Linked DNA regions of Homo sapiens: regions 2, 3, 4 and 5 are each linked to region 1. A link is a loop called in an ENCODE intact Hi-C map of the cell type or tissue named here. Cell type or tissue: CD4-positive, alpha-beta T cell. All regions are shown on one strand. Each heading gives the region's core, and the rest is flanking DNA. Links, peaks and the distances in the headings are about the cores only.

What was found. A loop is a pair of places that touch in the nucleus more often than their neighbours do. Peaks named below come from ENCODE experiments on the same cell type or tissue, not always from the same donor. Only the 100,000 strongest peaks of a DNase experiment are listed, where the experiment ranks them.
Region 2: a loop joins it to region 1, with 4 times the contacts of the local background. A loop is called at or near these places in 18 of 110 quality-filtered maps.
Region 3: it touches region 1 in a loop (4-fold over the local background); 7 of 110 quality-filtered maps call a loop at or near these places.
Region 4: it touches region 1 in a loop (4-fold over the local background); 24 of 110 quality-filtered maps call a loop at or near these places.
Region 5: a loop joins it to region 1, with 14 times the contacts of the local background. A loop is called at or near these places in 62 of 110 quality-filtered maps.

Annotation. Positions count from the first base shown.
Region 1 is chrX:24,050,911-24,057,486 of GRCh38, reverse strand. It overlaps EIF2S3 (eukaryotic translation initiation factor 2 subunit gamma), which reads right to left and starts at 2,531. Exons shown (of 12, transcript NM_001415.4): 1 at 2,450-2,531; 2 at 1,809-1,872; 3 at 1-66. The coding sequence starts at 2,518. RefSeq lists enhancers at 2,273-2,342, 2,363-2,912 and a silencer at 2,973-3,182. In CD4-positive, alpha-beta T cell, for the core only: a CTCF peak has its summit at 3,120; DNase peaks (open chromatin) are centred at 2,576, 2,846, 3,166, 3,876 and 1 weaker place; H3K4me3 peaks cover 2,394 bases; H3K27ac peaks cover 2,246 bases.
Region 2 is chrX:23,691,047-23,697,622 of GRCh38, reverse strand. No RefSeq gene overlaps it. Among named protein-coding and RNA genes, the nearest start is that of PRDX4, 27 kb to the right of the region's middle. In CD4-positive, alpha-beta T cell, for the core only: CTCF peaks have their summits at 2,719 and 2,918 (motif pointing left); a DNase peak (open chromatin) is centred at 2,892.
Region 3 is chrX:23,670,158-23,674,772 of GRCh38, reverse strand. PRDX4 (peroxiredoxin 4) reads right to left here. Exons shown (of 7, transcript NM_006406.2): 2 at 3,127-3,244. Among named protein-coding and RNA genes, the nearest start is that of PRDX4, 5.0 kb to the right of the region's middle. In CD4-positive, alpha-beta T cell, for the core only: no CTCF peak of the experiment used is centred there; no DNase peak of the experiment used is centred there.
Region 4 is chrX:23,768,806-23,775,381 of GRCh38, reverse strand. It overlaps SAT1-DT (SAT1 divergent transcript), which reads left to right. Exons shown (of 5, transcript NR_184056.1): 2 at 5,086-5,277. Among named protein-coding and RNA genes, the nearest start is that of SAT1-DT, 11 kb to the left of the region's middle. In CD4-positive, alpha-beta T cell, for the core only: no CTCF peak of the experiment used is centred there; a DNase peak (open chromatin) is centred at 1,621; H3K4me3 peaks cover 522 bases; H3K27ac peaks cover 1,473 bases.
Region 5 is chrX:23,906,025-23,910,024 of GRCh38, reverse strand. It overlaps APOO (apolipoprotein O), which reads left to right and starts at 2,087. Exons shown (of 9, transcript NM_024122.5): 1 at 2,087-2,331. The coding sequence starts at 2,323. It overlaps CXorf58 (chromosome X open reading frame 58), which reads right to left and starts at 2,019. Exons shown (of 9, transcript NM_152761.3): 1 at 1,696-2,019. RefSeq lists an enhancer at 2,128-2,337 and a silencer at 2,518-2,687. In CD4-positive, alpha-beta T cell, for the core only: CTCF peaks have their summits at 1,944 and 2,324 (motif pointing left); DNase peaks (open chromatin) are centred at 1,224 and 1,994; H3K4me3 peaks cover 1,621 bases; H3K27ac peaks cover 1,907 bases.

The DNA of each region.
Region 1 (6,576 bases), core at 1,372-5,371:
CAGTATGAACTCCAGAAATAGCTTTGACGACTGTGGATTTCCCATGAGCTACATGACCAATTGTACCTATGGACAAAGTTCAAAAAATTAATTCATGTGTATTTAATTACATACCAAATATTTTTTCAAATAGTGTTAAGAGTAGAAAACCCAAAGCCAGCTGGACACGGTGGCTCACGCCAGTAATCCCAGCACTTTGGGAGGCCGAGGTGGGTGGATCACAAGGTCAAGAGAGCAAGACCATCCTGGCCAACATGGTGAAACCCCATCTCTACTAAAAATACAAAAATTAGCTGGGCGTGGTGGCGCATGCCTGTAGTCCCAGCTACTGGGGAGGCTGAGGCAAAAGAATCACTTGAACCCAGGAGGTGGAGGCTGCAGTGAGCCGAGATCGTGCCACTGCACTCCAGCCTGGCAACAGAGCGAGACTCCGTCGCAAATAAATAAATAAATAAATAAATACAATTAAAGCCAAAGCCATAACTTGCTGTAAATATCAACATAAAACCAACAGTGACTTCAATTTTTCCTCCTCCATACCCCTTCCTACTAGAAACGTGTTCTCATATAGGACTTAAGAGAAACTTCCATGTAACTAACAGCTTTACTTAAAAAATATACTCTGGGACAGACAGGGTCTCCTGCTGCTGCCCAGGCTGGAATGCAATGCCCTGATCACAGCTCACTGCAACCTCAACCACCTGGGCTTGAGCAATCCTCCGACCTCGGCCTCCTTAGTAGCTGGGACTGCAGGCATGCACCACCACGCACAGCTAATTTTTTGTATTTTTTGTAGAGATGGGGTTTGGCCACGTTGCCCAGGTGGTCTCCAACTCCTGGGCTCAAGCAATCCACCTGCCTTGGCCTCCCAAAGGGCTGGGATTACAAGCATAAGCCACTGCACCCGGCCAGAACTTTATATATTAAGGAACCTTCCAGCATTTCCAGATTAAACAGGTATGATGGGCCCTGACACAACAAAAAGGGATCTGTGAACAAACAAGGAAACAACCTAAGTTTAATTGCAACTTGTTCCGTTGATCAAATTATTGGGTCAATATATGCACAGTAATTTGCTTTAACTGGTATAGTCTTAGCATAGGTTGTTCGGAGGTTAGGTTATGCTCCAAGGTCACCTCAACCAAAATTTTTAATGCAGGGGCAGTAGTTCAAGGCCTGTAGGCTTATTTGGGCTTTGTTTGCATTAATAAATTAAAGCTCCAGACTGTAATACTGTAACTTTAATAGCCTCATGGTGGAGTCTTACTTTTTAACTAGGTTAAAAACTAGTCTTACTTTTTAACTTACTTCTGTACTTTTTAACTTACTTTCGTACAAACTGTGCTGTTTGTACAAACTCAAAATGTCCAAAATTTACACTCAGTCAACGTAACTTCTCCTCTAAAGTTCTAGGTGCCAATTAAGAAAAAAAACCTTCTATTTAATCACAGCTTGTACATCAAATAAAACTTTCATAAATTCTGCCCTTGAAATAATCCTGTGTGTCAAGTACAGCCACATTTTTCACCTCTTCCTTAAACTTCTGCTACATATGACTACATACTGCCTTATGCTATTAAACTTTTCTTATGTCTCCATTTTTTCTTCTTACCGAGTCTGTAAGCTACATGTGGGCAGCATTCTTTGTGCTCCCCCTGCACCGCAAATGTAGCAGATGCTTTATTCACAAGGACTCAGTATCTATTTCTTGAATATCTGAATCCTCATACTATTCAAGTAATCACACAAAAAGTGAGGTTAAAATTAATTGTTGGAGACCAAGGTTAGGTCTCTTAAGTTACTCTTACCTATGTTAATTGTGGCTTGTCTGCTGATAACTTCGTGTGAAAGTGGCGTCAACTTGGTAACATCCTGCAATGAAATATATTTTAAAACACTGCACGTAAAACAAATGAGAACTTTTCCTTTGACTTTACGTTTGCTATCTACATCTTGCCACCATCTGCACAGCTTTCCACTACTTCTAAAGCTCCTTTTCCCTATCAGTAACTTTGTACTCCTATGGCTGGGAAGCTGTTAAGAGCCCTTCATCATTACACAACAGACTACACCTCCACTCAACTATTAGGGGATATCTGGAAGTCAGAGATCCCCCCAATCTTGGGAACATTAGCACTAAAAGTAATGCAGACAGGACACCCCCTTCCCAGACGTTCAGAGGCTGAAACCATGACAATCAACATCAAGACTTTCCAGCCGAACCCTCCAGAAGCTAGAAGTCCCACGACCGTACACGCCTGCGCCCAGATCGTGGACTGGCCTGGGTACAGGCGGCGCGAGCATGGCTTAGGGCGCCCAGTTCCAGGTCTCCCTCCTGACCCAGGCTCCTGACCCATGCTCCCGACACTGACTAGTCCCAATACCACCGGGAGGCTCGGTCACCTCCACTCCTGAGCTCACTCTGCATCCTCCCCAAGCAAAACCTCACCAAGGTGGTGAGATCCTGACGCGAAAGATGCGGCTGCCCTAGAGTCACTCCAGCTTCTCCGCCCGCCATGTTGCCAAAAGAGGAAGGAAATCACCCCGGCTGCCGCCTGATCATCTGCAGGGGTCCTAGTGCGGGGCGGGGAAGCGGAGACGGGAAGGCCGAGTAGGGGCTCAGGATGGCCGGTGCAGCAGCGGCCTCACTGCTTGGACATCTCTCCGCTTGAATCTGCACAGTGCCTGTCGGTAGGCTGAGTGGAAAACACGGTGCGAAGTTGCTGGAGCTATTCGTCGCAGACCTGGTAGATATTTGTGCAGGCAATACTGAGGGCAGCCACCAAACCCCCGCCCCGCCGGCCCGTGCGAGGCGGGTGATGCAACCCGGCGCGCGCGCTGGCCTGGGAGAGACCATTTCCGTTTCCTGTGGAGTTTCCCGAAACCTGGGAATCAGCTAGGGTGTGGGAACAGAGAAGAGGGAGTGTCCTCCCCGCCCTTTTTTTTTTTTTTTTTTGAATACCGATTTCTGTAATTTAATAAAGCGAGATCGGCTCGGGGTCGGCGCCCACCTATGACGGGGCTCTTGGCTGGGAGAAGGCCGCGTGCTGAGCCCCGGCGGGAGGTGGGGCGGGCGCCCCCGCGCGGAAGTTTGGTGAAGGGCTCAGAGGGGCAGGGCTAGCAAAATCAAAGTCCCCAGCTTGTTCCCAGAGAGCGATTTCTAGGGCCCGGGAGGTGGGCCTTGGTGACGTTAGATTGCGTTCCCAGTGAATATAGCTAGGTGTCGTAAGAGCGTCTGAAGTTCGCTGGTTTGTGTGTGTGTGTTTTGTTTTTTTTTTTCTTAAAGAAGCAGATCCAAAAAAACCTCGATTACCGATAAATCGGTATTTTAAAATTTAAAGAATTTTGAGACCTTAACCCACTTTTCGTCGTGTTGAAAAGCAGTTGAGTGATTTGTTTTTCTCCTTGCATTTCTATACAAATTTTATCATAAACAGCTATTTCCTTTTTTGTTTGCAATAAATTTATTTCCATAAAAACTTGTTAGACAGCTATTATGCAAAAGTATAGTAAAGAGAAGTGAAAAGATAATATGAAAGCCACAATGACGAATACTGAGAAGCCAAGCTCACTTTAGAATACTTGTAAGTAGTCATCAAGTTAGCTTATTTAGGAAATAAATATTATGAGGCCGGGCGCGGTGGCTCACGCCTGTAATCCCAGCACTTTGGGAGGCTGAGGCGGGTGGATCACGAGGTCAGGAATTCGAGACCAGCCTGGCCAATATGGTGAAACTCCGTCTCTACTAAAAATACAAAAAAAAAAAAAAATTAGCCGCCCGTGGTGGCGGGCGCCTGTAGTCCCAGCTACTCCGGAGGCTGAGGCAGGAGAATGGCGTGAACCCGGAAGGCGGAGCTTGCCGTGAGCTGAGATCGCGCCAACCGCACTCCAGCCTGGGTGACAGAGCGAGACTCCGTCTCAAAATATATATATATTATAAATGAAAAAAATGAGGGAAATTAGGGAAAATGAGGGGCAATATGAGAAGTGAAGAAAGGAATTCATTAAGGTGATAATTGCTACCTCTCTTTTTTTTCCCCCCGACTTTTAAGTTCAGGGGTGCATGCGCAGGATATGCAGGTTTGTTACATAGGTAAACTGTGTGCCATGGTGGTTTGCTGCGCAGATCATCCCATCACCTAGGTATTAAGCCCAGCATCCATTAGCTGTTCTTCCTGATGCTCTCTCTCCTCCCACCCCCAGCCGTCAGACAGCCCCCAGTGTGTGTTGTTCCCCCGCATGTGTCCATGTGTTCTCACCACTCAGCTCCCACTTATAAGTGGTAACATGCGGTATTTGGTTTTCTGCTCCTGCGTTACTTTGCTGAGAATAATGGCTTTCGGCTCCATCCATGTCCCTGCAAAGGATATGATGTTGTTCCTTTTTATGGCTGCATGGTATTCCATGGTGTGTATGTACCACATTTTGTTTATCCAGTCTATCATTGATGAGCATTTGGGTTGATTCCACGTCTTTGCTATTGTGAATAGTGCTGCAGTGAGCATATGTGTGCATGTATCTTTATAACAGAATGGTTTATATTTTAGAGGCTATATACCCAGTAATGAGATTGCTTGGTCTAATGGTATTTCGGCCTCTAGGGCTTTGAGGAATTGCCACTCTGTCTTCCACAATGGTTGAACTAATTTACACCCCCACAAATAGTGTAAGAGCGTTCCTTTTTCTCCACAACCTCGCCAGCATCTTTTGTTTTTTGACTTTTTAACAATCACCATTCTGACTAGTGTGAGGTGGTATCTCATGTGGTTTTGATTTGCATTTCTCGAATTATCAGTGATATTGAGCTTTTTTCCGTGTTTGTTGGCCGCATGTATGCCTTCTTTTGAGAAGTGTCTGTTCATGTCCTTTCCCCACTTTTTAATGGAGTTGTTTTTTATAAACAGCTATTTTAAACCAGAAAAAAAATGTAAGGAGAGGTGAATAAGAATTTAGGTTTTCTGGGCCGGGTGCGGTGGCTCACGTCTGTAATCCCAGCACTTTGGGAGGCCAAGGTGGGCTGATCACTTGAGATCAGGAGTTCGAGACCAGCCTGACCAAAATCCTGAGCTGGCAAAAACCCTCCTAAAAAATAGAAAAATTACCTGGGCGTGGTGGCACTACCTGTAATCCCAGCTACTCGGGAGGCTGAGGCAGAATTGCTTGAAACTGGGAGGGGGAGGTTGCAGTGAGCTGAGATTGAGACATTGCACTCTAGCCTGGACAACAGAGCCAGACTGTCTCAAAAAAAAAAAAATAGAATTTAGGTTATCTGTGTGTTCATTGAATACTTAAGTAAAATTTATATGAATACGTGTTTTATATCACATAAATTTTTGGTACAACAATTTAGCTAAAATAGGAAGTTATGTTTCAATAAATGCATGCATTAGTTAAGTGATGGTGAAAACTGGAGGTAATCACTTTAATCTTACATTCTTTTTTTTTTTTCTTTTTTTTGAGACAGAGTCGTGCTCTCTCGCTCAGGCTGGAGTGCAGTGGTACAATCTCAGCTCACTGCAACCTCTGCCTCCTGGATTCAAGCAATTCCCGTGCTTCAGCCTGCCAAGTAACTGGGATTACAGGTGTACGCCACCACGCCCAGCTAATTTTTTGGTATTTTTACTAGAGACAAGGTTTCACCTTGTTGGCCAGGTTGGTCTCAAACTCCTGACTTCAAAGTGATCTGCCTTCCAAAGTGCTGGGATTACAGGCCTGAGCCACCACGCCCCGCCTTAATCTTAGATTCTAAATATTTATACCAGCCAATTACAAAAACACACTGAGGTGATTAAAATGCCGGGGTATTATACAGTGGTGATGATTGCACATCTTTGTAAATATGCTAAAAACCAGTGAATTGTACAGTTTAATGTGGTGAATCTTAGGACATGTGAACTTTATCTAAATAAAAAAATCCGGCCGGGCTTGGTGGCTCACGCCTGTAATCCCAGCACTCTGGGAAGCCAAGGCAGGTGGATCATGAGGTTAGGAGTTTGAGACCCGCCTGGCCAACATAGTGAAACCTGTCTACTAAAAATACAAAAAAATTTCCCGGGCGTGGTACTGTGCGCCAGTAATCCCAGCTTCTCGGGAGGTTGAGGCAGGAGAATCTCATGAACCCGGAAGGTGGAGGATGCAGTAAACCCAGATCGTGCCATGGCACTCCAGCCCGGGATACAGTGCGAGACTCCGTCTCAAAAACAAAAACAAACAAAAAAAAACAACTCCAGCGAGATAGCGCCACTGCACTCCAGCCTGGCTGACAGAGTGAGACCCTGTCTCAGAGGAAAAAAAAAAAATACAGGCCAGGCATGGTGGCCTCGTGCCTATAATCCTAGTGTGTCCGGAATTGGTGGGTTCTTGGTCTCACTGACTTCAAGAATGAGGCCGTGGACCCTCGCGGTGAGTGCTACAGCTCTTAAGGTGGCGCATCTGGAGTTTGTTCCTTCTGATGTTTCGGATGTGTCTGGAGTTTCTTCCTTCTGGTGGGTTCGTGGTCTCGCTGGCTCAGGAGTGAAGCTGCAGACCCTCGCGGTGAGTGTTACAGCTCTTAAGGCAGCACGTCTGGAGTTGTTC
Region 2 (6,576 bases), core at 1,179-5,178, 360 kb after region 1:
GTGCCCACCCGGCCTTGGATTTCTTAAATGGTGGCTTGAGGGCTCTAAGAGCAGCCAGATTCCCGGGTCTTAACCACAGCACCCTCCTTCCTCTCAAAGCCATTTTCTTGGAGGGATCAGTGGTGTCACTGAAGGTGGTAAGGATGAATACTGGGAAAAGGCCACTGATTGGATGATTAAGAGGTCCCTATTAAAAAGAAAGTTTCAGCCAGGCACAGTAGCTCATACCTGAAATCCCAGCTGAGGCAGGAGGATTGCTTGAGGCCAGGAGTTCAAAACCAGCCTGGCAACATAGTGAGACCCTATCTCTACAGAAAATAAAAAAATTAGCCGGTCGTGGTGGCACGTGCCTGTAGTCCCAGCTACTTGGAAGGCTGAGGCGGGATGATTGTTTGAGCCCAGGAGTTTGAGGCTGCAATGAGCTGTGATAGTGCCACTGCACTCCAGAGTGAGACAACAGAGTGAGACCCTGTCTCTAAAAAAATAATAAGTGCCGGGCGCAGTGGCTCACGCCTGTAATCCCAGCACTGTGGGAGGCCAAGGCAGGTGGATAACTTTAGGTCAGGAGTTCGAGACCAGCCTGGCCAGCATGGTGAAACGCCTATAGTCTCAGTACTTGGAGAGGCCAAGGTTGGTGGATTGCTTGAGTCCAGGAGTTTGAAACCAGCCTGGGCAACATGGTGAAACCCTGTATCTACAAAAAATAGAAAAATCAGCTGGGCCTGGTGGTGTGTCCCTGTAGTCTCAGCTACTTGGGAGGCTGAGGTGGGAGAATTGCTTGGGCCCAGAGGCAGAGGCTGTAGTGAGCCAAGATCGTGCCACTGAACTCCAGCCTGGGCAACAGAAGGAGACCCTGTCTCAAAAAAAAAAAAAAAAAAAAGATGTAATCATATAATTTTTATATGTGGCTAACACATATGTGTCAGGCACTGTACTAGTGACATTAAAATGTATACTCTCATTTAATCCTTACAGTAATTCTTTGAGATCAGTACTATTATTACCCACATTTTGCAGATGAGGAAACAGGCTTAGAGAGGGAAGGTAACTTCCTGAAGCCTAACTTGTAACTATATAAGTGGGAGAGGCGAGACTAGGTCTAGAATTTTGGTCCTTTGCCACATTTCTGACATATTTTCTCAGCTATTATAGTAAAGGGTTAACTAATGCCATCTATATATGGATCAGAATGCAGTCAAGTCTCAACCATAAGAATGAATTATGGCTGAAATGTTCTGGGCATTTGGTTTATTTCCTCTTAGAATAAAACTTTTGCGACAATTGTGATTGACTCTCTAAATTGACTTGTGGTTTTTTTTTTCTTTTGAGATGGAGTCTTACTCTGTCGCCCAGGCTGGAGTGCAGTGGCACGATCTCAGCTCACTGCAACCTCTGTCTCCCGGGTTCAAACAATTCTTCTACCTCAGCCTCCCGGGTAGCTGGGAGTACAGGCACCCGCCACCACGCCCAACTCATTTTTGTATTTTTAGTAGAGACTGGGGTTTCACCATGTCAGCCAGGCTGGTCTCAAACTCCTGAACTCGGGTAATCCGACCTCCTCTGCCTCGCCTCCCAAAGTGCTGAGATTACAGGTGTGAGCTACCGCGCCCAGCTGAGTTGTGTTTTCTTTCCCTTCTGTTGGCAGCAAGTAATGAATTTACTATAAAATAGGAAACAGAAAAGAGGAGTTAAAAGAAGGGATTAGGGCCAGACGTGGTGGCTCATGCCTGTAATCCTAGCACTTTGGGAGGCTGAGGCGAGCGGATATCTGGAGCCCAGGAGTTCAAGACCTCCTGGCCAACATGGCAAAGCCCCATCTCCACAAACAAATGAAAAAACTATCCAGGCATGGTGGCACGCATATGTAGTCCCAGCTACTTGGGAGGCTGAGGCAGGATAATCACTTGAACCCGCGAGGCGAAGGCTGCAGTGAGCCCAGATCGCGCCACTGCACTCCAGCCTGGGCGACAGAGCGAGACTCTGTCTCAAAAAAAATTATATATATATATATCCGCCAGGCACGGTGGCTCACGTCTGTAATCCCAGCACTTTGGGAGGCCGAGGCGGGTGGATCACGAGGTTAGGAGTTCGAGACTAGCCTGACCAACATGGTGAAACCCCGTCTCTACTAAAAATACAAAAATTAGCCAGGCGTGATGGCGGGCGCCTGTAGTCCCAGCTACTCAGGAGGCTGAGGCAGGAGAATCGCTTGAACCTGGGAGGCGGAGGTTGCAGTGAGCTGAGATTGCGCCACTGCACTCTAGCCTGGGCAACAGAGCGAGACTTTGTCTAAATATATATATATATATATATATATATATATATATATATATATATATATATATATATATATATAAAATATATATTTTTAGACAGTTTATATATATATAAAATATATATATATATTTCTAACTATGGGCTTGAAATTAGTAGGACATAAAAATGAGTGGGCTTGAATATTTAAAAAAAGAAAAAACATCAGAATGCATCATGCATAGTAATGTTAAGTGTTGTGTGACACGTTATGTATGCACATGGTACACACATCTACGTGAGTACTAGGTCACAATGTAAAATGTACTTCTACATGGATTATGGTTAAAAAGTTTGACCTTCCATCATGGATGGAAGGAGTATACTTAGTAAAGTTCACATACCTATTTAAGTTGTGCTTAGTTTTAAATTGTTCTGAATTTCTAAGTTATTTTCCTGTTTTTTAATAAATTAAATTTGTAAAAACATTAGTTTGACAGTTAATTGTTGCTCTTTTAGTTTAGGGTAACGCTCCCCCGCGTTACCCCCCACCCCCGGCGCACCCCCCCGCCCCCACCCCCATCCCCACCCGCCCCGGCTTCACAAGTGGCTGTTTGCTTTCTGTGGGCTGGGTGCCATCTTGTGGCCTTTGTGTTACAGTGCAGTGTATTCCCTTTAACACAACTTGGAAATCCTGTTTCTGATGTCCAGAGTGAACTGTACAAATAGCCAGAGCTTGAAGTAATGAAATCAAGACTACAGATTCCATTCTTTTTTTATTATTATTATTTGAGACAGGGTCTTGCTCTGTCACCCAGGCTGGAGTGCAGTGGCTTGATCACGGCTCACTGCAGCCTGGACCTCCTGGGCTCAAGTGATCCTCCCACCTCAGCCTCCCAAATAGCTGGGACCACAGGCGCACACCACCAGGCCTGGCTATTTTTAACAATTTTTTTATAGAGTTGGGGTCTCACTCTGTTGCCCAGGCTGGTCTCAAACTCCTGAGCTCCAGTGATCCTTCTGCCTCAGCCTCCCAAAGTGCTGGGATTACAGACATGAGCCACTGCCCCCAGCCTTGATTCAATTCTTAAAATTTCCATCTGGCCTTGGCCCCACATTTGACCCCTAACCCTAGCCAATCAACTCTAAAATATGTGCCATTTCCCAGTAGATAATCATCAAAGAGGAAAACCAGTCAGTCCTTGGTTCTCTTGACGTTGGGTGATAAGTACTGTCTTCTTCTGTAAGGGCTACTTGCAGATGATATGGCCTTCAGTGGAGAAATGGGAAATGGGTGTACACCTCTTCTTCCCTGTGAAACCTTCCCTCATTCCATCCCTGATTTTTCTTGTGGTTGTTTGTGCTCACCATGGAACCTCCACAGGAGCTGGTGTTTTTAGCACTTATTCCAAGGTATTGCAATTCCATTTTTAAATATTTATTTATTTATTTATTTGAGACAGGGTCTTACTCTGTCACCCAGGCTGGAGTGCAGTGGTATGATCATGGCTCACTGCAGCCTCAACTACCCCAGGGCTCCAGTGATCCTCCTGCCTCAGCCTCCCGAGTATCTGGGACTACAGGCGTGCACCATCACATCTGGCTAATTTTTAAATGTTTTGTGGAGACAGAGTTTCACTATGTTGCCCAGGCTGATCTTGAACTCCTGGGCTCAAGTGATCCGCCTGCCTTGGCCTCCCAAAGTGTTGGGATTACAGGCGTGAGCCTCTGTGCTTGGCCATAATTCCTTTTCTTACATGCTTATTTCACTTATGAGACTGTGGGCTTCTTGAGGGAAGGAATTGTATCAGATCTTTTTATTCCTATTGTCTAGCAAAGTCCCTTGCACATATTTAGGTAATAAATGTTTTTTGTGTGAACAAATATACGATTTAGGTGAATTTGGGTGTTCGAGTTGGCTTTTGAATTTGTTAATTAAAAAAAATTGTAAGTTTAAGACTCAGGAAGGAGGCTCTTTTAAAATATATTTTTGGGCTGGGCACGGTGGCTCATGCCTGTAATCCCAGCACTTTGGGAGGCTGAGGCGGGCCATTCACTTGAGGTCAGCCTGGCCAACATGGTGAAACCCTGCCTCTACTAAACATACAAAAATTAGCCAGACATGGTAGTGCTTGCCTGTAATCCCAGCTACTTGGGAGGCTGAGGCAGAATTACTTGAACCTGGGAAGCAGAGGCTGCAGTGAGCCGAGATTGTGCTGCTGCACTCCAGCCCCTCTCAAAATAAATAAATAAAATATATTTTTAGCATTTTACATAAATGTACAATATTATGCTAAAATTGTTATTTAGTAATAGGATTGGTAAAAATTACTTTGCTATATGAAACTAAATACATAGTAACTATGATAAACATTTTCTTTTCTGTTGAAAAGCTAGGTAAAAAATATGAGTTTATAGAAGCATCTGTGTGTGTATATATACATATGTATATCTATGTGATATCATTATATATATGTGATATCATTATATATATATAGCTTTTTGTCCATGGTTCCTGGCTCATAACTCCCATAGCCCTTATTATTTCCCAAGTGATTAAGCAATAAGCATATCTTTTGTTAAAGTGTTCGTCCTTTAGTCCTTGGTTCCTGAAGCAGCTTTGGAAGTGCTTCAGAGCGATCAAAGGAAAAGACCATCTTTGGTTTTAATGTGCGGGTGCTGTAGGCCTCAGAAGCAGGGCTCAGAAAACAGCCTCTCCCGCTGACCTTCTCATACTCTCCTTTTTCACCTGCTCCTTTGTCTCTCCAAGGCAGGCCATAGAAACTGAAAATATAATCTGCCCCCACCTTTGTATTTGGAGCCGGTCATAAAGAAATTCTCTGACCTACCTTGTCTGATTGTAGGTCATAAGATCCTCATTTTAGAAAGGGTCCTGCCCTCAACCCAGGAGGAAGGAGTGCCGTGCAGAGAGGCCAACAGGAATCTGGACAGGCCTTGCTAGGATTCCCCACTCCGTCTATTAGCATTAGATCATGCCCTTTTTGCCCAATCACGTTTTGCACTTGATCTTAGCCAAAAGGCCGAGAAGCGATCCAATCACATTTTGACACGGTTGTCCATGCTTCAGTCATGCCTATCCAATGAAGTCTCCATAAAAGGCCCAAGAGGACCAGGTACGCAGAACTTCTGGACAGCTGAGCTGGTGAAGGCTTGCAGGAAGGTGAACAAGAATTCACCCATGTGTTGGGATGATGGTGCACCCCAACTCCACGGGAATAGAAGCTCCCGTGCTCAGGACCCTTCCAGACCTCGCCCTATGTGCCTCTTCATCTGGGTGTTTATTCGTATCCTTCAAAATATCCTTCATAAGAAACTGGTAAGTGTAAGTGGGCGTTTCCCGGAGTTTTGCAAGCTGCTCTAACAATTGAGCCTAAAGAGGGGGTCATGGGAACCCCAACTTGAAGTCAGTCAGTCAGAAGTTCCAGAGGCCTGTACTTGGGAGCTGGTGTCTGAAGTGGGGGCAGTCCTGTGGGTCTGAGCCCTCAACCTGTGGTATCTGATGCTATATCCAGGTGGACAGCATCAGAATTGAATTGGATCAGAAGATTCCTGGCTGGTGTCCACTGCAGAATTGCTTGCCTGTTGGTGGGGAAAATCCCTACACCCTACACATTTGGTCACAGAAGTCTTCTGTATTGATTGTTGTCATGTGAGAACAGAGGAAAAACAGTTTTTCTTTTTCTTTTCTTTTCTTTTTTTCTTTTTTTTTGAGACAGGGTCTTGCTCTCTTGCCCAGGCTGGAGTGCAGTGGTGTGATCACAGCTCACTGAGGGCTTGACCTTTTGGGCTTAAATGATCCTCCTGCCTTAGGCTCAGGAACAGCTGGGACTACAAGTACAAGACACCACGCCTGGATAATTTTTATACTTTTTGTAGAGATGAGGTCTCACCATATCGTCCAGGCGGGTCTCAAATTCCTGGGCTCAAGTGACCTTCCTGCCTCGGCCTCCCAAAGTGCTGGGATTATAGGCATGAGCCACTGCACCCAGCTGTAAAAGTTTTTTGACCCTATATATATGTATGAATATATATAGACACACAAATACATAGATATGTGTATATATATTCCCCTCCACTGCAGACACTTTTATGAAACTTTTTTTTTTGAGAGAGAGTCTTGTTCTGTCACCAAGGTTGGAGTGCAGTGACACGACCTTGGCTCACTGCAACCTCCGCCTCCTGGGTTTAAGCGAGCACGTCCAGCTAATTTTTGTATTTTTAGTAGAGACGAGGTTTCACCATGTTGGCCAGGCTGGTCTTGAGCTCCTGACCTCAAGTGATTCGCCCGCCTCGGCCTCCCAA
Region 3 (4,615 bases), core at 616-4,615, 380 kb after region 1:
AAACTTTCTTATTACAACTTAATAGATCAGTAGTCAACCAATGTTCCCTTCTCCCTTATAGCAATAGCCACCCCTCATTTTATTACTTTTATTTAATAATACCTTTTATTTATATAGTATTTTATAGCTTTCAAAGGATCTATACAAATTTTATGTCATTTCACTATTTTTTTTTTAATATTCCTATACCAACCCTATGAATTAGATGCATCTATGTGTATTTTGGAGAGGAGGCAATGTTTTCCAGTACCCCCACCCCTCCTTTCTTGATAAGGTCCTCTTCCACCTTGTCTACCAGTCCTGTGCAGCCAGGGATTTTATACCTTAATACCCTCATGTTGTCAGGCCATGTTTACAGAATATTACTAGGGTGGCATTTTTTCAAACCGTGGTAGGGACTCCTTAAATTAACTGAGTTCTAAAAAATATTTTTAAAAAGTGAAATCGAATAGAAAACAGGAGACTCTATCATACATACTAAGGGTAAATTATGAAACACATATTTATATATACAAATATATATGTTTGTCTTCAACAGTGATGATATTCAAAATATTTAACAATCTTAACTCAAAGCTGGCTTTAGTTCTGGAGGTTTCTGAAAGGGATCAGGCAGGAGGACTAACTAGTTGGTGAGGAAAGGGAAGTGGCTATTTACCACATGATATGAGGGTTTTTCAGTATTTTAAGGAGCATGGCTGTGCTGGTGCATCCAGATGGAATGTTACCGTATATATATGTGCCTGTGTACTGGCTGACAACGAAAAATGTATTTCCTACTGTGAGACATGGTCAAGAAAGTTTGAAAAACATAGACTTAGTTAGGGCACAAGTTCCTACCAGATACCAATACAGGATTTTAACATGTTTCAGGTATTCAGGTACAGCACTGTCATGTCCAAGTAGACAGTTCTAATCTCGGATGATGTCCCTGGAAACCTGGGCTATAAAATGTATTTTTAATATTTTCTAAAGGGTAGGAATGGTCAGCCTCAGCCTTCCTTTTTTTTTTTTTTTGTGGCAGGGTCTCACTCTGTCACCCAGGCTGGAGTGCAGTGGCGCGATCTCAGCTCACTGCAACCTCCGCCTCCCGGGTTCAAGCAATTCTCCTGCCTCAGCCTGCTGAGTAACTGGGACTACAAACGCCCACCACCACGCCCGGGTAATTTTGTTTGTATTTTCAGTAGAGACGGGGTTTCACCTTGTTGGCCAGGCTGGTCTAGAACTCCTGACCTCAGGTGATCCGCCCATGTTGGCCTCCCAAAGTGCTGGGATTACAGGCGTGAGCCACTGCACCCAGCCTCTGCCTTTCTTCTTATTTCAAGGAATGCTACCTAGAGATACATTTGACCAACTTCTTAGTGAAGACAGAAAAAGTTTTGGCAGGAAACTGAAGGGTTACGTTTGTAACTTTCCTCCTTGTAGACTGTGGCAAATGCCCCAGAATTCTTCCTTCTCTAACCAGGCACAGTCCAGCATTACATGAAAACAGGAAGAGGCTATCTTAGCTCCTTGTCCCAGAAGACCATTGCTAACAACATGCTCCAATTAACTATCTCTTACCCATTATGGAGTTATGAATAACAATGGAGAAACACAGAACATATTTTTCTGCTACATTAGACTAACTTCCAAATTCAGGGTGTTAGTCGTATATATTTAACATACATGTTAACCTTCTGGTTTTATAACAACATGAATTTAGAAGGCCTGTCATTTTTTATGTCTACTGAAATTTCTACTTCTGGTTTCTATTAGAAATTAAGCTATACTTAAAAAAATCAAGTCACAATATGAGTTGATTAGAAAGAAGCAAGTTCTTATAATTTAAAAGATTATATATTATGCAGACTCATAACTTTAGTCTCAATGTAATAATTTTCATGAGAATTCTTCCTTTGTGGCTTAGAGCAGGGGTTGGCAAATAGGTCAATAGGCCAAATCCAGCAGAAAAAATTTGTTAATCCCTGGCCTAGAAACAACCTATAGCAATGAGCTTAAGTATACCCTCCCTGCAAGTTTAAATTTGATCTATGTAGTTCCAGATTAGTCCTAATGGAAAAAGGCACAGTGGCAAAGATAGAGGAGGAAACTTCTAGTTATTTGTTGTAACCAAAAAGTAAGTTCCAAGAGAATAAAAGATAAAAATTGACATAACTCTTTTTGGTCTCTTCTCACTTTCATGAATTTTGAAAAACACTCAAAATAGTGTTTTGTAAAATAAAATTAAATCCTCAACGTGAATAAAGCTGTAAGGGTATTTACTTTTAGTCAACTTTCTGACCATATACAAAAACGCTCACTGTCACAGAGTTAAAAAAAGACGAGAAACCCCACAATAACCATAACATATACACAGGTGTTATTCCTTATTCCTTAAGCAGTATATAATATTTTCAGCAAAATGTTCAAATCCCAGAAAAGCAACAGATGCAGCAAAGAATAAAAATGGAAAAACCACAGTTACATGGTATCACTAGAGAAAATGGCTTAATTTTCTTTTTCTTTTCTTTTTGAGATGGAGTCTCGCTGTCGCCAGGCTGGAGTGCAGTGGCACTATCTCAGCTTACTGCAACCTCCGCCTCCAGGGTTCAAGCAATTCTCCTGCCTCAGCCTCCCGAGTAGCTGGGACTACAGGCGCGTACCACCACGCCCAGCTAATTTTTGCATTTTTAGTAGAGATGGGGTTTTACCATGTTGGCCAGGATGGTCTCGATCTCTTGACCTTGTAATCCACCTGCCTTGGCCTCCCAAAGTGCTGGGATTACAGAATTAATTTTCTAATCAAGAGAGATACAGTAAAAAGAATTATGGCATAGGTCTTGCTATTAAATGCTTTCTAATATATTATCAGTCCATTTTCTTGCCTTAGTAGGTATAGCTTAATGAATATATTGTAGCTTTCCTCTAATTATTCCATTATAACATAATCATGTAGACATAAGTATTGAGGTCGGTGTGTTATGACTCTGAAATATATGGTAGATGTTACCTTTTTAAATACATTTCTTTACTTCAGCTTGCCTTTTTAAAAACCAAGAGCTGAACAAAATAATTTGTTTGATACTCCTGAAAAATAATTGATAAAGACTGAGATTTTACTAGCTATTTACATGTATTACTTACAAATCAAGTGGGTAGAAGAAGAAAACCAAGTATTTCCCACGATAATCAGTTAACTTCAGCTCCTTAAATTCTCCATCGATCACAGCTGTTCCTTCCCAGTAGGGCGCTGGCTTGGAAACTAAGAAAATAAAATACATGATGTTCTGTAACACTGAGAAAGTTGGTGGAATGGTAGAAGGACATCTTTAGAAAATCACTAAAAATCAGGGCTACCTTTAGATCTCTTTGGCAGTCTGGTGAAGCTTACAGACTTCTTAAAAGAGTGTTATTGAATGCAAAAAGGAAAATACATAGAATTACAAAAGAAACCAATTGTATTTAAATGCAATTATAAAAATATTAAAAAAAATTGGTGATATCATAATACATGTGCTCTATAACACTTCAAAACTGCAAGATCTAGTTGTAATCTGACAACTACGTAAGATAATGATGAGTGAAAATGGTGTTTCAGGATACCTGCGATAACCATATGTAGCAAGAAAATAAGTGATTCTATTGGTGAAAGGTACAAGCAAGTGCTGCTGAAGATAGTGTAGTTTGTTGCTGACATTCATAATAGAAGGAAACACTAAATTTCAGATGGGGATTAGTGAAAATAAATACTTTTTTCCCCTATTCATGCTCACAGACCCCTTAAATTCTACCCTGCACTAAACCCTCCTGGATACTTCACTATAGTCCCGCTTCAAGTTGTCAACTTCCTACATTTCAAATAATTAGATTTTCCTTTCTCTAATGGCAGTCTTCCAGATGTACTAGTTTGTCCAGCTTCTGACATACACATGGAGGACCTGCTGCAGATGAGGCTACACAAAATGAGGAGGGAATGTACAAATATGTCAGGCCAGAAGTGTAAAATCCCAGACCATGGGATCATTTTCCTAGAGGGCTTTGAAAGAAGACTCCCTTGAACAGGTTTCAAGTGACCCAATGGAAACTGAACAGTTCATGCTGCTCTCTTGTAAGGGCGTACAGTAATTTTAGCCAACACACTTAGATACTAATGCACCTTCATGCTCTGTTAACACATTCAGATAGCACTTATACTTTCAGACCCCTTACAAACACTGAAGTCAATGCTTGCTTCTAAGTTTGGCTAAGGGTCCTAGAAAGTAAGGCTTATACTTCTCTGTAACAGCCACCATTTATGGTCACTCCAAAATAGAGACAAACAACATGAATTTCTCTTAAAAATTAATATATAACATATGATTACTTATCTTGAGCCAGCATCCTACCTCATATATATAATCCTGATCTGATTAGGTAAAGGCCAGGAGGGAGAAATAGACAGCAGAAGAGTATTCAATTATATATACTTTAAATAAATTACTTAAAATGCTACTCAAGTGAGAGGTTATAATAATTGTAATGATCTATTACAATGACACGCCTTAATGATTTTAGCATACTGGGAAAACCATATTTGAAAAATAAATTTTGTTCTGAAAATTGATTTTGGAAATATTTGGTTAAGAATGGTAGT
Region 4 (6,576 bases), core at 1-4,000, 280 kb after region 1:
GCTACTTGGGAGGCTGAGGTAGGAGGATCACATGACCCCTAGAACTTAGCTTCTGAAATGCCACTCCTGCACATCTTGGGTTTGGGTTTACTCCTTTTTTTTTTTTTTTTTTTTTTTTTTGAGTCAGGGTCTCACTCTGTCTCCAAGGCTGGAGTGCAGAGGTGCAATCATAGCTCGCTGCAGCCTTGAACTCCTGGACTCAAACAATCTTCTCAACTCAGCCTCCCATGTAGCTGAGACTGTAAGTATGTGCCACCTGGCTGGGCGCAGTGGCTCACACCTGTAATCCCAGCACTTTAAGAGGCTGAGGCGGGCAGATCACAAGGTCAAGAGATGGAGACCATCCTGGCCAACATGGTGAAACCCCATCTCTACTAAAAACACAAAAATTAGCCAGGCGTGATGGTGCACACCTGTCGTCCCAGCTACTTGGGAGGCTGAGGCAGGAGAAGAGCTTGAACCTGGGAGGTGGAGGTTGTAGTGAGCCAAGACTATGCCACTACACTCCAGCCTGGAGACAGAGCGAGAGTTCGTCTCAAAAAAAAAGAAAAAGTATCTGCCACCATACCCAGCTAATATTTTACTTTTTGAAGAGATAGGGTCTCACTATGTTGCCCAAGCTGGTCTCAAATTCCTGGGCTCAAGCGTTCCTCCCACCTTGGCCTCCAAAAGTGCTGGGATTACAGGTGTGGGCCACCATGCCTGGTCCACGTCTTGCGTTTATATACCTAGATTGTCCTCAGGTTTATGATTCTACACCTGATCTTATTAGAATTCCGTTGAATTTGTCTTTAATTCTCCATTTTCTCTTTGAATTCTGACCCTATCCCACAAGGATTTTTTTTCCTCCCTAATCCCTCTCCTCTCAGCCTCTTTTCAGAATCATCTGCAAACCAGTTCCATAAATGGCTTTTATTTGGCCAAGAGGCTCATATAGTCTGAGCAACAGAAAGTAAAGATAATGAATATAGAATTTTTTCTGATGCACTCTATCTTCAATTCTTTGAAAATAATCAGGCCGGGTGCAGTGGCTCATGCCTGTAATCCCAGCACTTTGGGAGGCTAAGTTGGGCAGATCACTTAAGGCCAGGGGTTTGAGACCAGCCTGGCCAACATGGTGAAAACTCGTCTTCACCAAAAATACAAAAATTAGCCAGGCATGGTGGCGCATCCCTGTAATCTCACCTACTTGGGAGGCTGAGGCACAAGAATTGCTTGAAGCCAGGAGGTGGAGGTTGCAGTGAGCTGAGATCGTGCCACTGCACTCCAGCCTGGGTGATGGAACAATTGAGAATAAAAAAAAAAAAAAAAGAAAGAAAGAATCATTAAAGGGGGGAGGGGACTAAAACAAACAAAATAATAAGTAAAGCCAATATACTAATTCAATTCCATTTAATTCATTTATTGAGCATCTACTATATGTCAGGTATTATGCTGGGTCCTGACACTACAAAGATCAAACAGGGAGAGTTTCTGACTTCTGAGAATTTGCCACCTAGAGAGAAAAAAAAACAGAAATGTAATCAAATACATTGTGATAACTGCTTCAGTGAATAATGTGCCACATGATCTACAGGAAGCAGTAAACAATTAATTCTGCCAGGATGGAGTGCTAGCGAAGTCTTGGTGACGAGGCAGCATAGTGGCCTGGAAAGCTACAGAGAGGAAGTGACATTTGTGTAAAGAGAAATGAAACTAAATTAGAGAAAAAGAAACTAAGTTATCCAAATTGAATTTTCTAGTTTCATACTAAACCTTTTATAAGGGGCTAATAAAATTTCCAAAAAATTAAAGGAAAACATGTTTATTTGTCTTTCTGTCTCACTTTATCATATATCTAAATCCAAATTAAAATGTCATTTTAATTACAGGCACTCATGAAAGGTGGCCGGGTACCACTGTATCAATGGCCCAGTTGCCCATCTCCTGGCGAGAGATTTCCCTAAGTGACCTGGAAGTGTCACTATTACCACCGCCCCACATGAATCTTGTGCTGGAGGCGACTAGAGCTGTGTGTCCCTCAGCAGAAGCAGGTGGCATAAGCAAGAGTTCCATTTTGGTTTCATTTTCAGAGGACCCCAATTGCGCAGTCTGCAAGAAATAATGTGCCTCTCAGGATGGTTCCAAGCTGAGCCCAAATCACTGAGGGAGATTCACTGCTTGCTAACATGAACTTTATTCCTGGATAAACAAGTCCCAAACCGTCTTGTCCATATGCCACCACGGTCAGGTCAAAACACACATTATCAGCTGGGTGCGGTGGCTCACGCTTGTAATCCCAGCACTTCGGGAGGCCGAGGTGGGCGGATCACTTGAGGTCAGGAGTTGGAGATCAGCCTGGCCAACATGGTGAAACCCCGTCTCTACTAAAAATACAAAAATTAGCCGGGCGTGGTGGTACGTGTCTGTAGTCCCAGGTACTCAGAAGGCTGAAGACATGAGAATCGCTTGAACCCAGGGGGCGGAGGTTGCTGAGCTGAGATCATGCCACTGCACTCGAGCCTGGACAACAGAGTGAGATCCTATGCCAAAAACAAACAATAAAAACCAACAACAAAAAAGTGCTTTAACAAGTGCGACTCTGTGAGAGACACTCTGCTAGATGCTGGGGCCATAAGAGTGAAAATAATAGTCTCTGCCCCAGAGGGGCTCAGGTCTGGCTCCTTGATACATTTCACAGATGAGGAAACTGAGGCACTGAACTTTCTGGTTTCTTTCTCTGGGCTGGTTATGCTGTACTCCCTTCACTGAGTATTTTCCTCCCTTCATGAATTTTCAAGAGTTTCACTCTTGTTGCCCAGGCTGGAGTGCAATGGCGTGATCTCGGCTCACTGCAACCTCCAACTCCCAGGTTCAAGCGATTCTCCTGCCTCAGCCTCCCGAGTAGCTGGGATTACAGGTGCCCGCCACAATGCCTGGCTAACTTTTTGTATTTTTTGTACAGACAGGGTTTCACCATGTTGGCAGGTTTGTCTCCAACTCCCGACCTCAGGTGATCCACCTACCTTGGCCTCCCAAAGTGCTGGGATTACAGGCGTGAGCCACCGCGCCCAGCTGCACAAAAGTTTTTAAGTTTGATGTAGACCCACTTGTCTATTTTTTGCTTTTGTTTCCTGCCAAGAGAGAATCTTACATCATGTGACATAATCATGGGAGTAACATCCTATCACTTATACCATATCGGTCAGAATCAAGTCACAGGTCCTGTCACCACTCGAGGGGAAGGTATCACACAAAGGCATGAACACCAGGAGGCAGGATCATGAAGGCCACCATGGAGTCTGTCAGCCACACATTTATTTATTTATTTATTTATTTATTTATTTATTTATTTATTTTTTCCTGGCTCCCAGAACTGATGCCAAACATTTAAAGGGCAGTAAAAGCCTACTTTTAATTCAACCTTTAACCAATACTTCTTTTCTTTTTGAGACAGGGCTCTCGCTCTGTCGCCCAGGCTGGAGTTCAGTGACGCGGATCTCAGCTCACTGCAACCTCTGCCTCCCGGGTTCAAGCAAGTCTCCTGCCTCAGCCTCCTGAGTACCTGGGCTGAGACTACAGGCATGCGCTACCACACCTGGATAATTTTTGTATTTTTTGGTAGAGACAGGATTTCTTTTTTTTTTTTTTTTTTGAGATGGAGTTTCGCTCTTGTTGCCCAGGCTGGAGTGCAGTGGCGTGATCTTGGCTCACTGCAACCTCCACCTCCCAGGTTCCAGCGATTCTCCTGCCTCAGCTGCCTGAGTAGCTGGGATTACAGGCACCTGCCACCACGCCCGGCTAATTTTTTGTATTTTTAGTAGAGGTGGGGTTTCACCATGTTGGCCAGGCTGGTCGCACACTCCTGACCTCAGGTGATATACCTGCTTTGGCCTCCCAGAGTGCTGGGATTACAGGCGTGAGCCACCGTACCCGGCTGAGACAGGATTTCTCTGTGTTGGCCAGGATGTTCTCAAACTCCTGGCCTCACGTGATCCGCCCATCTTGGCCCCCAAAAATGCTGGGATTACAGGCCTGAGCCACCACGTCTGGCACAGCCAAAACTTATTAAGGTCTGTTTCCTACCAAGCATTGTGCTTGGGGAGTGCCAAAATAAATATGGCATAGTACCTGCCCTCTGGGGACTCACAGTTCAATATTACAAGCCCTTAAGGTACTGGTTCTGGTAGGAAAGGATCCAGCCTTCTGGAGAAAAAGGACAGGTACAATTAGAACTGAGGGCAGATACATGATTTGTAACCCATTCTGTGTGACCTACCTCCTCCGGGCAGCCCTTCCTCTCTCCCCTCCTGAGACTGTGTCTAAAAGGAAGACTACTGCCTATCACTCAGCTCAGAGATCAAACCTTTAACTCCTTATAAATACTTAGGATATCTGAAAAGTGCAGTCAACCATCCTTAGGCCTCCTAAAGTATCAACTTTTGAGTGGGCGCCATGGCTCACGCCTTTAATCCCAGCACTTTGGGAGGCCCAGGTTGGTGGATCACTTGAGGTCAGTTGGAGACAAGCCTGGCCAACATGGCGAAACCCTGTAACCACTATAAACACAAAAATTAGCTGGGTGTAGTGGTGCATACCTGTAATCCCAGCTACTAGGGAGGCTGATAATCACTTCAACCTGGGAGGAGGAGCTTGCAGTGAGCCGAGACCATGGCTCTCCAGCCTGGGTGACAGAGCGAGACTCCATCTCAAAAAAAAAAAAAAAAAAAAAAACCCACCAAAATTTAGCTGAGCATGGTAGCAGGCACCTGTAATTCTAGCTACTCGGGAGGCTGAGGCAGGAGAATTGCTTGAACCCAGCAGGTGGAGGTTGCAGTCAGCCGAGATCTTGCCACTGCACTCCAGCCTAGGAGACTCCATCTCAAAACAACAACAACAACAACAAACAAGTATCAGCTCTTTGAATCTAGGTATAGAGGTTACTCAGTAAGAAGATCATAGTAAATAATTGCCTGTTAGTGCACAAAGCATAAGACACCCCCTCTTTTCTCTGTGGCCTCTGGGTACATGCAGTAGATTTTAAAGTTCAAAATCCAGCTTACCAACCTTTGTACCATTTGTCAACTGGCAACTAAATGTTAACAGTGAATCCAGGAAAATAGAGGATGCTTCAAAGAAGGAAACGCGAGAGTACCCTGCACCCAAACAGCCTCTGGCCTGAGGAACAAGGAACAGACCAATGTTCTGGCCCTGGTGCAAGTGAATGTTTGGCATAGTCTGCTGGCAACAACAGAAGTTATTACCTGAAAACTCATTCTGAAGGTGGAGGATGTTGGGGTGAGTCATTCCTTTTGGGAGGATGATGGAGGTAGGGGAAGGGTGCAAGAAGATCAAAAGGGGACCCAGAGCCATAGGACTGAGAGAAGTGTAGTACATTTTAGGGTCTCCTTATGAGATTAATTATAGGAGGGTACTACAGCAGAGGGAAAACAAAATATGCAACCAGCATTTCTTCCATTTCTTTGTGCCTATTGTGAGTGGTATTCCTTGTTTGGCATTTTACAAATGTGATTTCATTTAGTTTTTTTTTTTTTTTTTTTTTTTTTTTGAGATGGAGTCTCGCTCTGTTGCCCAGGCTAGAGTGCAGTGGCACGATCTCGGCTCACTGCAACCTCCGCCTCCCAGGTTCAAGCGATTCTCCTGCTTCAGCTTCCTGAGTAGCTGGGATTACAGGCGCGCACCACCACAGCTGGCTGATTTTTGTATTTTTAGTAGAGACGGGGTTTCACCAAGTTGGCCAGTATGGTCTCGAACTGCTGACCCCAAGTGATCCTCCCGCCTCGGTGTCCCAAAGTGCTGGGATTACAGGTGTGAGCCACCGCGCCCGGCCCTGGCCTCATTTAATCTTAATTACCATGTGTTGTTACTTATTTTTTATGTGTGTCCTGCTTTCTTATCTGGAGTCTATTAAATTAGAAAATATTTGTTGTACTCCAAAAAGGAGAGATTAATTGTACATTTCCATTCTAGAGCGTCAGGGAAAACTAGGAATAAAACCAGCCGTTTAAATAAAACTGGTCTGGATGAATATGATCTAGAAGTATAAGGGTTTTCTTCAAAGCCTTACATCCTCTATTGTTGAGATTTCTGTCATCTTAGAAGCATAGAAAGTAATTCTGTATTCCACATTCCTCATCTAAAAGCTAAGAAAACTGAAGCCCAGAGAAGGTAAAGTAATTGTCCCAGGTCACCCAGCTAGAAAGTGGCAGATAGTTGACTAGAAACCTCATTAAAAAGGCCAGGCGCAGTGGCTCATGCCTATAATCCCAGCACTGTGGGAGACCGAGGCGGACGAATCACCCGAGGTCGGGAGTTCGAGACCAGGCTGACCAACATGGAAAAACCCCGTCTCTACTAAAAATACAAAAAATTAGCCGGACATAGTGGCACATGCCTGTAATCCCAGCTACTTAGGAGGCTGAGGTAGGAGAATCGCTTGAACCCGGGAGGTGGAGGTTGCGGTGAGCCGAGATCGCGCCATTGCACTCCAGCCTGGGCAATAGGATCGGAACTCCGTCTCAAAAAAAAAAAAAGAAAAGAAAAGAAAAGAAAAGAAAAGAAAAAAGAAACCTCATT
Region 5 (4,000 bases), core at 1-4,000, 150 kb after region 1:
CACACTACACCTGGAGTTAACTTTTTAACTCAATAATTCAATCTCCTCACTCTCCAGCTGTCTACCAACAAGCTCATTGAGGGCAGGAGGCATCTTGTTAACTACAGAGTCCTCAGTGCCTAGCACAGTGGAGAGTTTTTACATGTTTGTCTAAAAACGTTTTGTCCCAGTTTTATCACCAAATAGCAGTGAGACTTTGGGCAAGTCACTTAACCTCTCAGTGGTTCAGTTCCCTCCTTGGTAAAGTGAGAGGGTATACACTAAATTTCTGATTCCACCTCCAACTTTCTATTCTTTAAAGCAACGAGTTTGGATGCAGTAATGCTCCAATTTGGATGCAGCTCCCAAATTCTTACTCACTGCTTGGTCTCTGTTACTAAACCAGGGGCTCTTTATCATTTCTTTTGGTGCCATGGACCCCTATGGACAGATCTCTTCTAAGAATTGGTTTTAAAACGCATAACATAAAATACATAGGATTACAAGGTGCTCCAATTATATTGAAATCATCAAAATATTTTTTAAAACAAAATTATAGTAAATGTGTCTTCTTAATGCATTAAATGAGCTCTAATAACTACTGTATTTTTGTAGTAACGAGCATAAATATTTCAAGATCCCTGACATGACTGCAATGTAACATGAAAATATCTGTGCTTTCCATTGATGACAAAGTCATCAATGTTAATACTACTGTGGCTTGTTATCTACACTATAATTGAAAGAAACAAAGTTCAGTTAGAGGTTAGTGAAAATGAAGTTGTCATTTTTTCCCCCATACAAGTTCACATACCCCCTGAATTAAGAACTTCTGCCCTAATTTATCAATATGTTTCACATTTTTATGTATGTGTGACGTTACACTGCTGATGCAGAGAGCCTTCTGAGTCTATTCAGTATTTCTCCTTGGGGATGCCTTGGAATATACAATCCTCTTAAGAAAGAGAAAAGCAGCCCTTAACATCTGGGAGCTAAGCTGGGCTTAACTAACACCAAGGCTGGCAGTCACAGCTGGGCCTTGGTGTTACCACTGCTTCCTAACAACACCCGATCCAGAGCAAAGCTCCTGCTTCCTTGAACTCGCCCCAAAATCACCGAACCAAAGCCCAAATCCTATAATAAATCTAACTCTTTTACTGAAATATGTCACTGTGTTCCTACGTGTGCGTTCTCCTTGCAGCAATGAGAAACCCAATTTCTTCAACTACAGGTGTGCCCCTAGTGGTCTTTGGCTGGAGGGCAGTGGCACGTCACTGTACAAATTCTAAATTTTTCCAGATGCTCGCCTGGATGGGGCTTACACTTTTTATAGGATTAGGGCAGAAATACAGAATGAAATAGGAAATACATCCTCATTATGAGACAGTGCAACAATTGTTTTGGCTAGAACACAGGTTTCAAAGGCAGACTAATGGGTTTGGATCCTAGCTTCCCACTTCCTATGTGGTCTTGTACAAATTACTTCTACGTGCCTCAGTTTCTTCATCTATGTATTGGGAATAATAATCATGCCCACCTACTTCCGTTGTTGGAAAGATTAGATGAATGTGAATAAAGAACTTAGATCAGGGCTGCGCATATCAAAGTGCTGTATCAGTGCTTGTTTACTCTTGTTAATAAGATAATTATTGCCATTATCAGTTACTTCTACAAGTATTAAGGGACAAACATTTGATTTCCAGAGAGGAGGCTTACCGCTTGTTTCTTAACGGGAAAAAATAAGGTCAGAGCCTTTTCCGATTAAAGGACACAGCATATTAGTTTAAATTTAAAACCTGAGAAACCTCAAGTCCTTGGTTAAAACCTTTCGTAAGGTAAATCCAGGCCGCCAACCGGCGGCTTCCGGCTGCGAAGCTTTCGAAGCCGCCGGTGGCCCTCCAAGCGCCCCCTCTCGGCAGCCTCTGCTCACAGAAATCCCAGTACACGCCGCTGGGCGCCCAGTCGCCGCTGCAAAGACAGTTTCCCAGCGCCGCGGCAACGCCAGGCGCCTCCCTCCTCGCGCCTCCGCGTACCGTCCACACAGAGCCGGCGCTTTCTTGCCGCCTAGCAACCGCCGGCGCAGGGGCGGAGCCTCCTGGAGGGCGGGGTTTGCGTTCACCCGCTGCCCGGGCGCGACGCGCTGCGGCTCAGCGACGCGGCTTCTAGAACCGGGTGATTGAACTAAACCTTCGCCGCACCGAGTTTGCAGTACGGCCGTCACCCGCACCGCTGCCTGCTTGCGGTTGGAGAAATCAAGGCCCTACCGGGCCTCCGTAGTCACCTCTCTATAGTGGGCGTGGCCGAGGCCGGGGTGACCCTGCCGGAGCCTCCGCTGCCAGCGACATGTTCAAGGTGAGAGCGTGGAGTCGAGTCACAGCTGTCACCGCCCCCTCCCGGCCGCCCGAGCCCTCCCCGCGCTCTCTTGGGGCCTCTCTGCAGCCAGGCCTGGCTCACCCCGAGGCTTTTCCCGCCACTGGGCCGGCTGCGTCCCGGCCCCGCGGTTCATTCACTGGTCTACTGGGGATGAGCGGCTGCCGGGCGGAGGCGGGAGACCCCCGGGTGGGTGGGGGCGGCCCTTTGGGTTGTGCTTTCGTGAATTAAACACTTTGAAAATTTAAAGTGCCTTCCCCCAAAGTACCCATCCCCTCGGCTAGTACCCTCTTGGGATCGTGGGTAGGGTGAGGCCAGCTCAGGGCACTGTGGGGTTCGCGGCTTTAGTTGCCTGGCAGGGTCAGGTTTCAGAACCTGATGTGTGGATGGGGGAGGGTCATTTTAGGAGAAGCTGTGCAGGGTATGGGGGAGGCTGGGGTGGGATGGCTGGGTGACGAGGGAAGCTGGAGCTTTGCTCCACTCCTCAGGGAACATTATTTAATACGGGCCAGTGGACCCCCTTCCCTGCGTTTTGTGAACTCGTGTCCTTTGGAAAAAAATCGACTTTTACGATGAAGACTTAATTTCGAAAATCTGCACTTTAGCATAAAGCCATTATTCTACTTTTTAAAAAGTAAATTATATGTATTTTGTCATAAAAAATCACAGGCTACCAGAAATTAATCTACAAAATTGAGTCTTCAAGAAGCATAGTACCCATAAAATAGTGCTAATGAAATCTCAGAATTGTACTATTCATTTAAAAGTTTTATTGAGCTCTGCAATGTGCTTTGGGTACGTTAATAAAGGCTGTAAAATCAGAACATGCATTCTGCCTTCTAGTCCTGGCATTGCCACTTTCTAGCTGTGTGACCTTGGGCAAGTCACTGTGCCTATCTTCCTTTGGTGAAGTTGGGGTAATAACATCTACCTCATAGGGTTGTTATAAGGAGTAAGTTGGTATGTGTAAAGCACTTGGAAAAGGCCTAGTATTTGCTCTTACTCTGTTTTCAGGCAGCTCACAGTTTAGTCAGGAAGACAGATCCTATAATCAACATTCATTTGATAAATTTGTGTGTTAAACACCTGTTATGTGCTAGGAGCTCAGCTCCATTTCAGGGTTACAACAAGGAAAGATATGCTGTGGCCAGTTTAACTATATGTGTACCAACAGTGTAGTAAAGTAGTAAAAAGGAGAGCAGGATCCACTTGGCTTAACCAGGGGTTCCTAACCTGGGGCCCTCAGCTCCTCAAAGGATCTGCACATAGATTTCAGAGGATCCCTGAACTTTGATGGGGAAAAAACATAACTATTTTTAGCAATCTCCAATTGGAATTGAGCACTTCCTTTAGTTACGCATATGGGTAATGTCTCAGTTATCTATTGTTGGGTAACAAATCACTGCAAACCAGTGCCTTAAAACAAGAATTGTTTCTCAAAATCTGGGTTGGCTGGGCAGTTCTGCTGGTGACTTGACTGAAAGTTGGCTTCACTCCCATGTCTGGGGGCTTGGTGCCCCTCCATGTGCCTAGGTTGGACTTCCTCACTTGGTTACTGACTTCCAAGAGGGCAAGTCCCAAGGCACAAACACAGCATCATGTTTGCTGATGTCAAAACAAGTCACGTAGCCAAGTCCAGAGTTGATATGGT